2 separate regions of the Homo sapiens genome follow, and region 1 is linked to region 2. Evidence: chromatin loops called from intact Hi-C (ENCODE). Cell type or tissue: mammary epithelial cell. All regions are shown on one strand.

Region 1 (4,000 bases), 1.5 Mb after region 2:
TTATTTTTATTTATTATTATTTAGACCTCACTCTTTTGCCCAGGCTGGAGTGTAGTGGTGCGATCATAGCTCACCACAGCCTCCAACTCCTGGGCTCAAGCAGTCCTCCTACCTCAGCTTCCCAAGTAGCTGCGACTATGGGTGCGTGCCACCACAGCCAGCTAATTTTTTGTATTTTTAAAATTTTTTGTAGAGATGGAGGCTTGTCGTGTTGCTCAGGTTGGTCTCAAATTTCTGGCCTCAAGCGATCCTCCCACCTGGGCTTCCTAAAGTGCTGGGATTACAGGCATGAGTCACTACACGTGGCTGAAATGTTTCTAATTGTTTAATTGGACAACATCAGACAATTGGGTTATGTAGAAGATAGTGGGCATAAAGCACTAGAAGACAGTTAAAACATGAATTTATTTGGTGGATTGGTGGTGAAATCATGTGTCCTCAGCATATCGATGCTGATGCCGCCCTGCCTGGGTACCAGGCTCTGTGTTAGGCTCCAGGGATGCAGAATGACTCTGGCTTACAGGAATGGCTTGTTGAAAGACTGAGTAAATGAAAGGTCCCTAATTGATTAGTGAAGACAGACACAGGCAAACGATGAACAATAGCTCAGGGTGACAATGGGTGTGATAAAAATACATGGGAACACAAAGAAGGAGCGTCACAATGAGGAGGGGATGAGAGGGTCAGAAAATGATTCCTCACTGAGGTGCTATTAATAGTTGGCCTGAGTTTTGAGCATATGTAGAGGAATTTGGCCAAGAAGGAGGATAGCTGTCCTGGCAGCAGATCATCATGTGGAAAGACGGAAATATTGTGATGCATTGTTATTTAATATCCAACGCAGGACATTCTAGATGCCAGAACAAAGGTTGCATGCTGCTGGCTGGCAAGGCGGTCGAGAGCAATGGAGGAAGGAATGGCTCTGTGCAACTCAGTGAGCTTGAACGGACTCATGAAAGCTGTAGGGGATAACTTTAAGCATGCGTTTTGGGGAAGCGTCACTTGGTCACAGGGTGGTGGATGAGAAAGGAGGGGCTTCCAGTTAGGAGGGGTTACTGTGTGAGATACCGAGAGGTAGATGCTAAGTGTTTAACTGGGTTTGGGGGCCAAGTAAGCTGAATTTCTGTAGGATTACTGGATTACTCATTTGGGTAGGCTGTGGTGCCATTTGTCAAGTTGTCACTATGTGTGAAGTAACAGGTGTTTGGGGGAGGTTAGCCATGTCTGTTGAGCTTGAGCCAGTGGACCACTGAACATATGGATCTGTAACTTACAGCTGAAGTTGCACTCAAGATAAAGATTTAGGAAGTAAGTCACTGCCGTATTTAGCCGAGGTGTTTGAGAGAGAAGGAAACGGGGGGATGGTGAGTACGAAATAAATCTGGATAATGGATCTCACTTCTTAACAACTCTTCCCTTTAGCTGCCATAGCACAGACTTTAAATAACCCATTTCCCCAGTGCATTTCAAATTGTATCTTCTACATCCAGCTTTTCAGGACTACATGACGAAAAGCATTGTGGTTTTATTTTCATTAACAATAGCGATGATACATACCTCTGATTTCTGTAGCACATAGCGGTCATGTGGGGTAACAGAGGATCCCTTGTTGTTACTGATCAGAATCTTAGTCCCGGGGGAGTGAAGCAGTGCCAGGGGAGGTTCTTCAGGGCTGTGGACTTGGTGTCTTCTGACTTGACCAAACCATGCTGTTTAGATGAGTTATTTCTGCATTGGGATTGTGATATCCAACCTGGGTCCCTTGGTCTCTATAAGCATCCTGTATGAGGCCACTGAGTCACTTTAAGTTTTCTCAGTTATACTTGATTTTTTTTTTTTTTGAGACGGAGTCTTGCTCTGTCGCCCAGGTTGGAGTGCAGTGGCACTATCTTGGCTCACTGCAAGCTCCTCCTCCTGGGTTCATGCCATTCTCCTGCCTCAGCCTCCTGAGTAGCTGGGACTACGTAGTAGGCGCCCGCCACCACGCCCAGCTAATTTTTTTATATTTTTAGTAGAGATGGGGTTTCACCGTGTTAACGTGGTCTCGATCTCCTGACCTCGTGATCCGCCCGCCTCTGCCTCCCAAAGTGCTGGGATCACAGGTGTGAGCCGTCGCACCCGGCCTTTTTTTGGAGGTAGAGTCTTACTCTGTGGCCCAGGCTGGAGTGCAGTGGCGTGATCTCGGTTCACTGCAACCTCTGGCTCACTGCAACCTCCACCTCCCGATTCTTCTACCTCAGCATCCCCAGTAGCTGGGATTACAGGTGCCCGCCACCATGCCCAGCTAATTTTTTTTTTTAAATTGTAATAGAGATGGGGTTTTGCCATGTTGGCCAGGCTGGTCTCAAACTCCTGACCTCAAATGACCCACCTGCCTCAGCCTCCCAAAGTGCTGGGATTATAGGCGTGATCCACTGCACCCGGCCAGTTACACTTGATTAAAAAAAAATTATTGGCTGTATTTAAGATACACAACATGATATTTTGATATACATATGCATGCTGAAGTCAAATGATACTTGATTTTTTGGGGGTGTGAAATTTGACACTAGGTGTTATACCCTTAGGCCTTTTGAAAACCTTGACTTGGTAGATTTTAGATTGAAGAGATGAAGTGAGCTTCTCCAACATTTTTAAGCAATTTGTGCTGCAGCTGTTCCAAATTATTAAAATGGGCAAGGGAATGTATTTTGGGGGTGAGTTATGTGGAACTTTTCTGACAAGAAAATGTTTTTATGTGCTTCAAAATAGAATGTACTTCCTATTTCTGAAAAGCCATTAAACCGACCAGCTTATTTATTCTTGTGGAATTTGAAATCCAACATGAGGAAACCGGTACGTGGCCCCACCTCGTGTTTGGGAGCTGCATGTGTCCACAGTCTTAAACTGCATGGCATCATCATGGCCGTTTGTGGAGCGGTAACAATATCTTTTCATAGAGTGAGAAATGACGTGAGCCCATGGCAAATGTTGTCTCATAGACCTTAGGATTTCTTTTTTTTCTTTTCTTTTTTTTTTTTTTTTTTTTTTGAGATGGAGTCTCACTGTGTTGCCCGGGCTAGAGTGCAGTGCCATGATGGTTCACTGCAATCTCTGCTTCCTGGGTTCAAGCGATTCTCCTGCCTCAGCCTCCCGAGTAGCTGGGATTACAGGCATCCGCCACCACGCCTGGCTAATTTTGTATTTTTAGTAGAGACGGGGTTTCACCATGTTGGCCAGGCTGGTCTTGAACTCCTGACTTCAAGTAATCTGCTGGCCTTGGCCTCCCAAAGTGCTGGGATTACAGGTGTGAGCCACTGCACCCAGCCAGAATTTCTTACCACACTTTATCTTTGCTTCACTTGACACTTAACAAGCTAGCTCTTTCCCCACCTCCAGCTGCCATTTTTACTCACGTTACATGTTGAACTTTTCTTATTACTCAGTGAACCTCTTACACATGTAGCCTATACTTCAGTGACAAAGTCATCCATGCAAATTGAAGAGTGGGGTGGTAAGTTTAAGATGGGGGAGATAAGATGTCCTTGACTGTAATTATTTTTGCCAAAGAATGCTTGACATTTCAAATAATTTTTTTTGAGGTGGGGTCTCACTGTATTACCCAGGCTGGAGTGCAGTGGTCATGGCTCACTACAGCCTTGACCTCCCCAGGCTCAGGTGATCCTCCCACCTCAGCCTGCCGAGTAGCTGGGACTACAGGCATGCACTACCACACCCAGCTAATTTTCGTATTTTTAGTAGAGATGGGGTTTCGCCACATTGCCCAGGCTGGTCTCAAACTCCTGGGCTCAAGCCATCCTCCTGCCTTGGCTGGTCTCGAACTCCTGACCTCAGGTGATCCTCCTGCCTCAGCTTCCCAAAGTGCTGGGATTACAGGCCGGAGCCTCTGCGCGCGACCATAATTTGTCTTTCTTGAAATAAACGATTGGGAACTATGACTATGGTTGCCGGTGTTATTTTACATCCCTGTTTTAGCAGGTTCAGAAGTGCCATTTGTCAT
Region 2 (4,000 bases):
CATTGTTAGCTACCAGGTTTTGTATAATCATAAGGCAATTGGAAAAGGTGACCTGGCTCCTTTCCCAGAGCAGGAGGATAACAAGGTGGGAGTAAGCATGACAGGTGTCTGCTCACACCATTTTATGATCAGGGATTAATTAAACATTTCTTCAGGTTGAACTTGGAGGGCAGAAATTGGGAAAATGTTGCTTTCAGAACAATTTTAATGTGAATATGCAGGACTATCATAATTCTATTAAAGAAGAACTGAAGTTTATATACAGTGCTATTAATTTATCTGTGTATATAGAGTTTTTGCTTTTTAAATTCATCTTTTAAAAAATTTTTATTTTCCTAATTCTCTTCTGTGATATTTTTCTTTTTAAGCTCAAGTGAGGTATATCCATTTACCTATCTGAAAGTTACACTAAAACTCTTTGTTGTTGTTGTTGTTGTTGTTGAGATGGAGTCTCACTGTGTTACCCTGACTGGAATGCAATGCCATGATCTCCACTCACTGAAACCTCCACCACCTGGTTCAATTGATTCTCTTCCCTCAGTCTTCCAAGTAGCTGGGACTACAGGAGCGTGCCACTACGCCTGGCTAATTTTTGTGTTTTTAGTGGAGACAGGGTTTCACCATGTTGGCCAGGCTGGTCTCAAACTCCTGAACTAAGGTGATCTGCCTGCCTCGACCTCCCAAAGTGTTGGGATTACAGGCACGAACCACCATGCCCGACCACTAAAACTCTTCTTAATAGGTTTGTATTCTACCTCAAATCAATATTTTTAAGTGTGCTCTTGCCTATTTTACAGAAAAAAGAAGTTGCTTCATAATGAGTGATGATATGTGTATATGTATATCTGGAACAAAATCTATATTTAGTAATTTATTTCTAATTTCTTTTTATTTGCTCTCAAATTTCTATGGGAAACTGTACCAGTTCCTATCTGGTGATATATGATCATCTATTAAAATTATGTTCATGATGATTATTAACTGTACTATATGTTGTTTCTGGAAATATATATTTTTGGGTTTAAGACTTGTATTTGACTGAATGAAAAGCAGAAAGCTGTGAAAATATTTTGAGCAATGTGATAAAACTATTCTCATTGCTTCTAATAAATTCCATCCATTAGGAAAAACCAGAAGGCTAAGAAGTCTGGCCTTCACTGCAGTGGAAAGACGTGAAGCTCCAACAATTGACAGGAACAGAATGCAAATGATTGAAAGTCCATGCAAATTGAAAGTTGGTCATGGACAGGCAGAATTCAAAGCTAACTGGACAAAATCTTATGTGGTGGCAGGATCAGGCATGATAGCAGAGTTCTCATCCACTATCCTTAATGTTCCCATCCATTACACCATGGAATACTATGTAGCCATTAAAAAAGAATGAGATCATGTCCTTTGAAACAACATGGATGGAGCAGGAGGCCATTATCCTAAGCAAATTAATGCAGGGACAGAAAACCAAATACCATCTATTCTCACTTACAAGTGGAAGCTAAACATTGTGAACACACAGACATGAAGAACAGAACAACAGACACCGGGGCCTACTGGAGGTTGGAAGGAGGGAGAAGAAACTACCTGTTGGATACTATGCTTATTACCTAGGTGATGAAATAATCTGTACACAAAACACCTGTGACACACAATTTCTCTATACAACAAACCTGCAAATGTACCGCTGAAGCTAAAATAAAAGTCTAAAAGAAAATGATGAGTTAATGGGTGCAGCACACCAACATGGCACATGTATACGTATGTAATGAACCTGCACGTTGTGCACACGTACCCTAAAACTTAAAGTATAATTTAAAAAAAAGAAAGATTCCCATCTGCGATGGAGAAAATGTGTTATGTACACTAACAATACTCTGCTTTAATATCTTGATTTTAATATAGAATAAAAATGAGAAAATCTCAAGTATAATAAGGCTTAATAAAAAAATGAACTATTTCCAAGCTATAGGTTCTAAGACAATTTTAAAATTTAATGACATATTTTAGATACTCTGTAACCTAGAGTATGTAATAATGATGAAAAACATGTCTTCAGTTCTTGATACAATTGATCTTTACCTTATTTATGTCCATTCTAAAAAGGTGAAATTGTTTAACTTGTTGATTAAAATAACTTTATTGTACACAGGCACATGATAAGATAAACACTATGAAATGTATTTATGTAAAGACAGTATTTAAACGTGATTCCTTCTTTTTCTAAGACAAATGTTAATGTCAATTTATATAAATTGAACATCATCGAAATAACATTTTCTCGGGTAATTTACCTAAAACTTTCAGATGCCACAAATAACTGTAATGGCTTATATACGGAGAGATAATTAGCAGGATAGTACTTATCAGAGCAAATATTGTCCATGACGTTGGGAGATACATTCTAGAATGCTTTAGGGGGCATTCTTATAAACTAGCCAGAAATATAAATTTTAATATTGACCAAATGGCCACAAGGTGGCAGCATCACATAAACGACAATACAAATGAAATAAAATTAACTTTAGTTGTACAAATATTGCTTTTATATATACCTTAATTTCATCTGATCAAAAGAAACAATAGCAAAATAAATAGTCTCTTCAGTAAAACCTGAGAGGCATGGATGAGTAAGGACCATTGTACATTTTGAAGTGAAAATAGTTTATTTAACTATAATTTCAGGAACATAGTCCCCTAAAAGGTAATTTTACAAAGAGGCCTAAAGAATTTCCCTTCCTTAAACAAAAGAGAAACATCAAAGTGAAAATTGAATAGGTAAGTTACATGGACAAATCATTCATTTACACCCACAAGTACAAGCATAGTACACAGGGAACTATAAATGAAGTGTGAGAATTTCTACATCAGCACATGCAAATGATATCATCATTATATATGGACACTTTCAATCACTTTGAAATTATATATGAATTTATCTGAATCAGTTAAAAAAAGTATCACGATGTATCAGATCAATGTCAATGCTGTTACGATTTCTGAACAGTTTTGTGAATATAAAGTAGATTGCATTAAAAATTTTTAAACCTGAATTTTAGCAGAAGATAATTTTGACTACAAACATATTCTAATATATTTTAACCAAAAGACTTGAAACAGTTTACTGTAAGAGGAAATACTTGAAAATATTAGACATTACTGATTCTAATTAGCTTGATTGTGTGAAATTGTGCATGCTTCTTCCTCTTTATATTTCAGCAGTGGAAATCCAAACATCAGTCCATCTGAGTAGAAGTCACTCATTCGTATAACTGAGATGCTTTGATTTCAGAGACATTTTGATTTCAATCCCTATGATTCAAAATCTCTCTAAATGTATGGTCAATTTTCCTAACTTTATAATCAGAATCTCAAATAGCAAAGAAACATTAATGTTGGATATATGATTGCCATTTGTGTTTATTGAAATTATTTATAGGTAACTGAATAAAACTATTAAAGATGTCTGAATTTAATTTAAATATATACTGGCCCTGGGACACAAACGGAAAAATTTAAATAAAGCATGCACACTACAGTAAGTCATCAATTTGCTTCCTTTTTTAAATATTTAAAATAAAATGTGCACAATAGTTATGTCTGACAATAAATTTTCAAGTTTGATTTTTCTTTGTCCAAAATTTTATATATAACAGGAATTTTTATTGAATGTCAAGCTAATTGATTTTATATTACATTATATGAAGTTACATTGTGTTATTATATTATACCATAATATATTCCAATATTATTTTTATTGTCATGTTACTAGCATCACACAGCATTGCTTTCTACTTTTTATCTCCCCACTGCTTTGTTGGTTATTCCTCTCCATTTATTGTTGACTCTGGCAACCCTTTATCTACCCCCAACATTGTCCTTTTTTTTTTTTTTTTTCTTTTTGAGACAGAGTCTTGCTCTCTTGCCCAGGTTAGAGTGCAGTGGCACAATCTCAGCTCACTGCAACCTCTGCCTCCCTGGTTTAAGCAATTCTCCTGCCTCAGCCTCT

What was found. Peaks named below come from ENCODE experiments on the same cell type or tissue, not always from the same donor. Only the 100,000 strongest peaks of a DNase experiment are listed, where the experiment ranks them.
Region 1: a loop joins it to region 2, with 10 times the contacts of the local background. A loop is called at or near these places in 3 of 110 quality-filtered maps.

Annotation. Positions count from the first base shown.
Region 1 is chr5:16,804,489-16,808,488 of GRCh38, reverse strand. All of the region lies in intron 3 of MYO10 (myosin X), which reads left to right. Among named protein-coding and RNA genes, the nearest start is that of MYO10, 130 kb to the left of the region's middle. RefSeq lists enhancers at 1,599-2,099, 2,100-2,600. In mammary epithelial cell, no CTCF peak of the experiment used is centred here; a DNase peak (open chromatin) is centred at 1,578; H3K27ac peaks cover 1,253 bases.
Region 2 is chr5:18,312,848-18,316,847 of GRCh38, reverse strand. No RefSeq gene overlaps it. Among named protein-coding and RNA genes, the nearest start is that of LINC02100, 430 kb to the left of the region's middle. In mammary epithelial cell, a CTCF peak has its summit at 2,471 (motif pointing right); no DNase peak of the experiment used is centred here.